2 separate regions of the Homo sapiens genome follow, and region 1 is linked to region 2. A link is a contact called in ENCODE Hi-C or POLR2A ChIA-PET data. All regions are on one chromosome and are shown on one strand. Each heading gives the region's core, a stretch centred on a gene start or an enhancer-like site at or near the end of the contact. The rest is flanking DNA. Distances are from core to core; before and after follow the strand shown.

What was found. Hi-C counts contacts between places; a loop is a spot of excess contacts on that map. ChIA-PET counts read pairs that join two places held with the same protein, here RNA polymerase II (POLR2A). Pooled maps may share reads with other maps.
Region 1: a loop to region 2 is called in a map of gastrocnemius medialis, with 2.2 times the contacts of the local background. The contact joins two enhancer-like sites. A Hi-C loop is called at or near these places in 2 of 168 maps with a recorded cell type or tissue (K562 and gastrocnemius medialis) and 4 of 50 pooled maps. POLR2A ChIA-PET finds 5 or more read pairs at or near these places in 5 of 52 experiments (CD8-positive, alpha-beta T cell, GM12878, K562 and 2 more).

Annotation. Positions count from the first base shown.
Region 1 is chr1:58,965,975-58,970,242 of GRCh38, reverse strand. No RefSeq gene overlaps it. Among named protein-coding and RNA genes, the nearest start is that of LINC01358, 52 kb to the left of the region's middle. RefSeq lists an enhancer at 1,502-1,661. Within about 2 kb of position 1,507, at least 26 of the 41 ENCODE cell types and tissues checked have a DNase peak (open chromatin) inside an H3K27ac peak, as active enhancers do; they include gastrocnemius medialis, where a contact is called at or near this core.
Region 2 is chr1:58,880,135-58,884,817 of GRCh38, reverse strand. The region is part of intron 1 of JUN-DT (JUN divergent transcript); the gene reads right to left. It overlaps LINC02777 (long intergenic non-protein coding RNA 2777), which reads left to right. Exons shown (of 5, transcript NR_183656.1): 5 at 1,084-1,940. Among named protein-coding and RNA genes, the nearest start is that of LINC02777, 22 kb to the left of the region's middle. RefSeq lists enhancers at 1,427-1,721, 624-1,823. Within about 2 kb of position 1,382, at least 27 of the 41 ENCODE cell types and tissues checked have a DNase peak (open chromatin) inside an H3K27ac peak, as active enhancers do; they include gastrocnemius medialis, where a contact is called at or near this core.

The DNA of each region.
Region 1 (4,268 bases), core at 258-2,757, 85 kb before region 2:
CCTGAGTTCAAATCTTCAGGCTGCCAGTTTCTAGCTGTGGGACCTTGAGCAAGTCATCCATCCCTGACCTTCAGATGAGCTCCCCTAGGTTTCTTTCCTGTACCTGGAAGGGCCCCCTCCAGACCTTTGTATGCCTGTAAAGTCCTACTTGACTCCTTCTCCCCCAAGAACTAAGGCTTCTCCCTCTTTTGTCCCAGCCACACCGGACTGAAATGATCTGGGCCCAAGGGTCCTCTGGGATTCTTTTCCATGCATGTGTCTTTTTCTCTTTTTTCTTGGAGGAGAACCACAGCTTTATTAATAACACTTTAAAAATTTTTATACACATACAAATGTATAATTCAAATATGACAAATATAAAAATTAGTTAATTCTAGGTGGTGGAACAAATGGTAATTTGTCAAGTTGTCTGTGCTTTGTTTTTAATATTTTTGAAACTACATGTTTACTGTAAAATAAAGCCAACTATTATATTCATTTAGAAAACAATATTCCTCTTCCTCATTCTCTCACCTGATTATCACTTTTGTTTGTTTGTTTGTTGTTTGCTTTAATTTTTTAATTTTTTTATCTTTTAAGTTCTGGGGTATAAGTGCAGGATGTGCAGGTTTGTTGCATAAGTAAATGTGTATCACAGTGGTTTGTGGTACCTATCAACCCTTCACCTAGGTGTTAACCCTAGCATGCATTAGCTCTTTTCTCTAATGCTTTCCCCACTCCCCTCCCCCAACAGGCCCCAGTGTGTGTTGTTCCCCTCCCTGTGTCCATGTGTTCTCATTGTTCAGCTCCCACTTATGAGTGAGAACATGTGGTGTTTGGTTTTCTGTTCCTGTGTTAGTTTGCTGAGGATAATGGCTTCCAGCTTCATCCATGTCCCTGCAAAGGACATAATCTCATTCCTTTTTATGGCTGCATAGTATTCCATGGTGTATATGTACCATATTTTCTTTATCTAGTCTATCATTGATGGGCATTTGGGCTGACTTTTTTCTACAGCAGCCACTGAGCTAGCTCAGAATGGGGCAGCCCCTTTAGCAACCCAGGATGCCCAGTGCCAATCTCAGTGCCTGGCATGGAATAGACTGTCAGTAAATAGTTGCTGACTTGAACTAAACTGAATGGAATTGCTCCAAATATTCACCAGGAATAAATTATTTTAAAGTACAATTTTGACATTGTTTTTAAAAACGATCTTAGAGCTAAATACATAACTAAAAAAAAAAATACATGCTGAAAAACACATCCACACAAACAAACATGTATGCAAACAAACATTTGCCAAACACAACTCTAGGAGGCTTTTGCAGACTTGTCTGCCATTTAAGGCCTGTAATTTCCCTCTTGGCTGACACTGGCTTTGGCCTGGGCCATGTTTCACAGACTCCTGGCAGGCAGCCTCGTTGGGCTTTGCTTAGCTTTTTTTTTTTTTTTTTTTTCTTTCATCAGACTTGAAACTGAAGCGACAGGACTTTCTGAAACCTTCTGTCAGCTGTAGCTGCCACGCTTCATGTAACCTCCTTACCCCTCCCAGGTTCTGTGGCTTTATAAATGTGTCTAGAGGTCCAGGAACAAGGTAGTAAACAGTGGATTCCTTCTAGAAGGAATAAAGAGGGTTCAGGAGGCACCACCCAGTCTGGGGACTGCCTGTGAACCAGGCCAGGCCCCTACTCCCCCAGAGCAGATTAGATCTGATGGTCTGGACTGCTGGCCAACTTTCAGCATGAAAAAGGTAGAGATACTGGAGAGGAAGTAAAGGAACATGAAAACAAAACCAAATGAACTCTGTTGTGCTGCTGACATGGGTAAAACTTGTATGAACCTAACTGCTGGAGGAAAGTGGGGGCAGCTGGTTTATTCTACGGAGTTCTAGTGTGAGATGCAGCTCATGTTTCTATGCCAATTTCTAATGAGCAAGCTACCCCACTTCTCTGAGCCTCATTTCCTTATCCATGAACTGGATAATATCTACCTTGCAGGGCCAATGTGAGGTTGAATGAATTCATGTTTGTAAGGAGATAAGCGCTTCATAGAAGGTTAATAAATAATAGTTTTTTTTATGGTAAAAGAGCCCCCAATCACAAAACTAGAAGACCCCATTAGAGGGATCCAGTTCCCACTCCTCCCTACACCACTTAAAGTGTAGCCTTCTCCATAGTTGCCTCTCCCAGCCCACGCTCATAGGCTCCCCCAGGGAGCCTGCTGCATCCTGGGGAAATTCTCGCTACTAGAAAGTTTTTCCTTGGGCTGAATCAAAATTGATGTCTCTGCAGCTTTCACCTATTGGGCCTTCCCCCTCAAGAACACTGAAAACAAGTCTATACCCTCCACCTCTCTGCAGTCTTCAGCATAGAGGACAGCTCTCAAGCCCTCTTTGAGGTGTCAACAGAAGTCTTGAGGCTTTAGTTAGGTATATACACATACAATATACATATATACTATATATATACACACATATATATACATATATATGTATGTATATTGTATGTGTATATGTGTATGTATATATCTATATATGTATGTGTATATGTATCCCATACATACGAAGAAAGAGAGAGTGTAAGGTATATTTATATACACTCATATGTAAGTATGTAGAGGCAACTACAAGGGCCTCTGTAGGCAAATACATGTGTACCTATCCAGGACTTGCGAGGTCCAGGAGGGCTTCTTAGAGGAGGTAATGTTTAACCTGAGTAGGCAGTGTAAAGTGCATGTGCAGTCCCACAGCTAATAGTGAGGAACCCAGCCTCAGGAGCATGCCCCTCTGCTGTAGCAGTGGGTGACAGTTGGCATCAACAAAGTGTGTGAAGCTAGATATCATTATTGTCCATTTGTAATTGTTTGTTATTATCCAAATTAACCTTTCTAGGCCCAGTTTCCTCAGTAGCCTTGGCCCATTCTTCTGACAGCATGTTTCTTGATTTGCCTCTGTAATAAACAGGGAGACCTGGGTTTGAGTCAGGCTCTGTCACTCACAAGCTGGGCAGCCACTCCTCTGGGCCTTGGTTTCCACATTGCGAGATGAGAACCTACTGCCCAGGTTGCTGGTGGATTGAATGAGGCATCTTTGGAAGGTGGCCCAGCACATGGCAGATGTTTGGCAGAAGCTTACTTTCTTTTCTAGTTTGACAAGATGATGCCGGCTGATCTGATATTAGATATTAATAGTTGATGATGGCATAATGTGTTATACCTTCTGAGCCATTTGCATTTGCCTAGAGAGTACCAGCCAGCTTAGTGATATGTCGTTGCCCAGTAAGCTTAGAACCCTGGGAGTGAGTGAGCACTGAGGCCAAGGAACTCACCCTAGAGAGGAGGAGAGGGTCTCAGGGGCTGACTGCGATAGATGCTACAACAAAGTTTGGGGCACACAAAAGGAAGGAGGAATTTCATTCAAAGTGGAGTGATTGGCAGAGGCTTCATGATGGAGGTGGCAGATGTCTCTGATGGTGGCCATGCCATAATCTCAAATAGAAACTATTGCATCAGTCTCCTAAATATCTTCCCTGGGCTGCACTCACTCTCTAGAACCTGCTCTGCTCATGAAAGATAAAACGATCTTTCTAAAATTACAAATCAGATAATGGCACTTCCCAGCCCCCAAATCTGCCATGACTTGTCTTTGTTCTTGCAATAAAATCACAACCTCCCCACCCCCATGGCCCCTGAGGCCACCTGTGATGGAGCCTGCTTCCTCTGCAGCTCTGCAGTCAAATAGGCAGGGCCTATGGGAGAAGTGCCCACATGGGACCTCTGCCTGTCTTCTTGGAAGGCACCAAGATACCAGGGGGCAAGGAGAGGGGCAGATTTGTGTTCTGCTCTTGGCGAGGGTGGAGTGTCTCTAAGGTACTTTGCAGACCCTCCGTGGAAGTACTGATCAGAATCATGGCAGGAAACAAGTCTTACACAGAAGGGCTTAGTTGAAAAGAATTTAGTAACAGGATTGTGTTTAGAGGTCAGGGCAAGGTGAAGGAAGCCAGCAAGAGAAGTTGATGCACTCCCAAGCTAGCAACAGTGGAAGGCCCGTACCTCTCTAAGGGGGAAGGGGAAGTGAAGGAATGTGTTCTGGGATGGCTGAGAGAGCTGGAGCTAAGAAAGAGAACCTGCCCACCCCTGCCCCGGGAGTTACCACCATACTGGTCACAGCCAATGCAGGGACTGCAGCAAGAAAGGAGTTCAGGAAGGAGGGAGGCATAGACCCCTGGGTTCTCTCTCCTCCCAGCCTCCTATCTCCCACCAAAGCTTCCCTTTGACCAAATCTAGCTAGA
Region 2 (4,683 bases), core at 133-2,632:
AGAGGATGTGTGTGTGAGGGGAAGAGGCTGGCCAATGCCTCCTGTAAAGGTAGGTGTCCAGAGTCTGAAAGCCTTGGGTTCAATTCCTGGCTCACTCACTCAGATGTTAATGGCTCCAGGTAAGTCACTGAACCTCTCGGAGCCTCAGTTCTCACATCTGGGCTTGCTCTAGTAAGGGGTAAAGAGGTAATGGAGGGAGAAACACTTTGGAATCTGTAAAGTACACTGTTCAGAATGAGAAACTTCTACAAGTAGATTGACTCTCCTTGCTCTGCCCCTTTCTTCACTAAAAGAGTATTTAGATAGAGGCAGATAGCTGCCTTAGAATATAAGCAAAAAGATGTTTTATTTAGAGACATTTTCCAGACATCTGGAGATGAGAAGAACTTGGTATCCCAGAGACACCCTGGAAGAGTCCCCTAAAGGAGAATGGGAAAAGGAAAACATTCTCTGAACACCTATTATATTTTAGATACTGTGACAGTCCCTTTCATATATAAAGAGTGGCAATGATGATGATGCTGGCTAACAAGAAAGTTGAGTGCCCACTGTGTGACAGGTACCCTTTTGATTGCTTTACATATATTATCCCCATTTTACAGATGAGGAAGCTGAGGCACTGCAAAGTAAAAACAAATTTCCAAGGTCACCCTAAGCTAAGGTTTAAATTGCAGCAGCCAGAGTCGCAGGGCCATGTGCACAGCCGTCTCTCCACACTGCGTTCAGTCTGCACATTGTTAGTCTCATGTAACACCACCTGCCACTTTCAGATAAGGAACTGAGCCTCAGGAAGATTACGTTACTTGCTTAGGGTCACATAGAGGGGAGAGAGGAGGTTCATTGAGTGTTTTGCTTTTTTTCTTCTTTCTTCAAAAATATTTCCTTCTTTGGCTATCTTTTTGACTAGAACAAAGGCATTGTTGATTCAGTTCGCGTCTGAATCTTGCTTCCTATTATTTCCTCACTTGAGTCCTAGGTTCCCCTTAGGATCAGACAGAAGAAGTCTACTGCCTTGTTCATAGGGAAATCTCTGAAATACCCAAAGCCTATCCTCCCAACATGTTTGCTTCTTTTCTTCTTCAGGAAAAGAAATACAAGTCCTTCCGCCTTGGCAAAGATGATAGTACCGTTCCCTTCAGTGTTCCGGTTCTGCTCTATTGGATAAGTTCCGGTTTGACTATGACTACGTGAAAATGTGGAACCAGACCTTCACCCCACATTCCAGCTCCAGCTCTACCACAGAGGAAGTGCAATATCACCTTAGTTATTCAACACATTATGCTCCTCGTGATACAACCAGAGTTCACATCAGCAATCTTGGCAGCTCTCACCACGCTGCTGACTCACGACTCTCTCATGTCCCAATTTCCTGTCCATTGTTCTTTCCTCTACTTGGCCTGATTTCTAAAGGCCTCTCTTGGTTGCATTAAGCGGGATTCCTGAGGGATTCCCTTGGCAGTTACCTTGGGGGAGCTCTTAGGTTTGGGGCTGATCCATGTCCTCTAAATGTAGGACTTCAAAGCTCCCAAAGATAGGCAGGCCCAGTGGGAAGCTGGGAAATGCTCTCTGACCCCTCTGGGAGGGCTGGCAGTCAGAGGGCCTTTTGGAAAGAGTCAGACCTGATCCATAAGTCCCTGGAAAACACCCTGCCCAGGGAGCAAATGCCACTGTGGCCTTGACTGAGGCTTCAGAAGAGTTTGGGAGCTGCAATTCATCCACACACGCATTCATTTTCAAGTAGTGGTTTGCAGTTCAGGCTTTGGAGCCACATAAGCCTGGCTTCAAAGCCACTTTCCAGCTTTGTAGGAAGTCTCTACATTTTTAAACCTCCATTTTTTTTTCCTGTAAAACTGGGGTCTTCATGGTACTTAACTTCATCGTGATGTTGAGAGAATGAAAAGAAAAAGGATAAATAAATGGCTTAGCCTCGTGCCTTGGCACATATTGTGATTGTTTCTTCACGTCTTTGTTCTCCTGGTGAAGCATTTATTCAGCAAGTGTTCACCAAGAGGCTGCCGGGGCAGCTGGGCGCTGTGGCGGAAAGAACACAGATGCTAATAAAAGCCTGAGCACAGGATCAGGCTCTGTGGGTAAAGATGCTCCAGTGGACCAGCTGAACACTTTACAGGAGACTCGTTCTGGCTCTGCATTTGGACGGCTGAGCTCCCACCCACTTCATCCCCCACCCGCAGCACACACACCAGCTTCTGGGCCATTTCTGAGTTGGGAGCTTCTCAGATTACGCTCAGTGTGACCTTGGGCAAATCCCATCACTCATCTCAGCCTCTGGCATATTTCCTATAAAACAGAGATAATAATACCCACCATACCAAGTTTTTGTAGTAGATTAACCAACAGCAAATGTGAAGTGCCCAGCGAAGCCCAGCATGTGGTTGATGCTCCACAACTTCTAGCTCCATTCCCCCCACCACACCTTCCATAACCGTGTGCCAAGCTTGGGCTAGATGCTGGTGGTCAACAGATTAAAAGAAGCTAGACCTGCCTGCAGGGAATTTAAACTTTAATGGGGGAAATAAACATTTGAACTTCTATCCCAGAGAAAGAGCGCTAAGGGCTGTGATGAAATTATGTCTGAAGGGTTATGGAACACCAGGAAGGGCAAATCGCTTTGCCAGTTTGGCCCTCAGTTTCCTTGTGTGTCAAATGAATGAAATTGGTTACTACCCCATGTGAGATGACTTAAGTGAGTTAGTGAGTGTGCAACTACATGTCGGAAAGTTTAGTTCTGTGCTAGTGCTTCTATTTACTTATCTGTTTCCCCATTAGAACTTCATCCCCTTGAAGGGGATGTCTTCTAAGCCTATGTCTTATTCATTCCTCTGTCCCCAGCACACTGGCATAGAACTGGTGCCCAGTCAACATCTGTTGAGTAAACAGATAAAATGACTTATTATCTAATTTTATCCCCCAAGACCCCAGAGAGATACACCATCCTATAGATGGAGGAAAAACTGAATACAGAGTTCAGTGAGTGGCCTGGCAATCAGTGGCTAAGCCAGGCATCTTGGAACCTGTGGTGATGACCTTTCTGCTAGATTTCACAACACAGGCCACTCTGGTTCGGGTGGGATGACATTGCTTTCCTGGACATGACTCAGCTTTCCCTGGGGGTCACTGAACCCAGCCATCAGCCTTCACACTGAGTCATGGGCTGAGGTGAACTTCAGACCTGAGGAGGGAGCAGGGCTGCCCTGCCAGGTGGGTGTGCCCAGGGATCCCTCAGTCCAGCTGAGCACACCACCTGGGAAATCCTTCATGGGGTGAAGATGGGGCGGGGACAAGGATGTCACACCAGATCCACACCCATCTCCCACAAGAGCGTCTAAAGAGCAACACCTATCCCGTCACTGTGACTGGTGGGCTCTGACTCAGAGGTGCCCCTTCTCCATCCCCAATGTCACGTCCTCAGCATTGACTCCAATCATCTTTTGTTCTGCCTGGACTCCTAGCCTCCACTCTATCAACCTTCTTTTCAAAGAAGTTAAGTGATTTGCCATAACCACACATTATGAATATCATGTACTTATGTTCAGAAATTCTTGACTGGCTCCCTACTACCTGGAAAATAAAATCTAAACCCCTGGCTCAGCACTCAAGGTCCTCTTGCTGAAGCCTCAGCCTACTTTTCCTGTTTTTTTCCTCTGTACACCCTTGAATCCTTCATTTTAGATCAGTCTGTGTGTTGCCATTCTACAGAGTTGCCCTTTACTTTCCCTTCTCCTTGCCCTTGCTAATATACTAACTCACTTTCATCTGGAATGTCCTTCCCATGTCTTATCCATTCTTCGGATCTGAGCTTAAAATCCGCCTTATTCAGGAAGCCCTCCCAGATCTCCTCAGCCCAAACACTGGGATAATGCCAGCTATGTTTATTGATAATTTCTGTTGTGCAAATTGTTATGATCAGTACTTTATATGCTTCATTTCAGTTGATATTTCCAGCAGCCTTATAGCTAAATGAGTATTTATTACCCCATTTTATAGATGTGGTAACTGAGACTCAGAGAGGAGAGCTAACTTGTCCACACCTACATTCCTCTTGAGATTCAAAGGCCAGTGTGCCTGACTCCAAGTTGCTCCATGACTTTGGTTCGTACTTCCAATGTTCTTTGCACCTCTTTGAGGTACTCATGTTGTTGGGTGTTGTATTTTCCTAGGGGACTCATCCACTCAGTTCTACTGTGATCTTCCTGAAGACAAGTGAGTAGCTCTGTATGTAGTGTCTGACATAGACTGGGCTGTGAGGCAGAAAGCAAGAGCGAGAGAGTGAGAGTTATGAAGCACCGCCATGTGCTAGTCCATGCTAGTTACCATAAACATACATACATAGCTTTTAAGTGTTGTTAGTCTCATTTTACAGAAGAAACAGAGGCACAGAGAGGCTAAATAACTTGACAAAATCTATGAGAAAAAAAGTGGGGTAGACCTACATGGAATCATCTCAAAAATATAACATTAAGTGAAAAACACAAAAAATGGAGTGCCTGTTGGCATCATGTGCTCTCATTAGGGAAAATAGAAACATATTAAAACATATATATGCTTGTTTATGCTGAGACTGCTTTAGGGACACAGAAGAAACTGCTTCGGGGAGGTGACAAAGGAGGGCCTTAGAGGAATAGAGACTGGAGGGTTGAGGGAGACTTATTTTTTTAATCATCT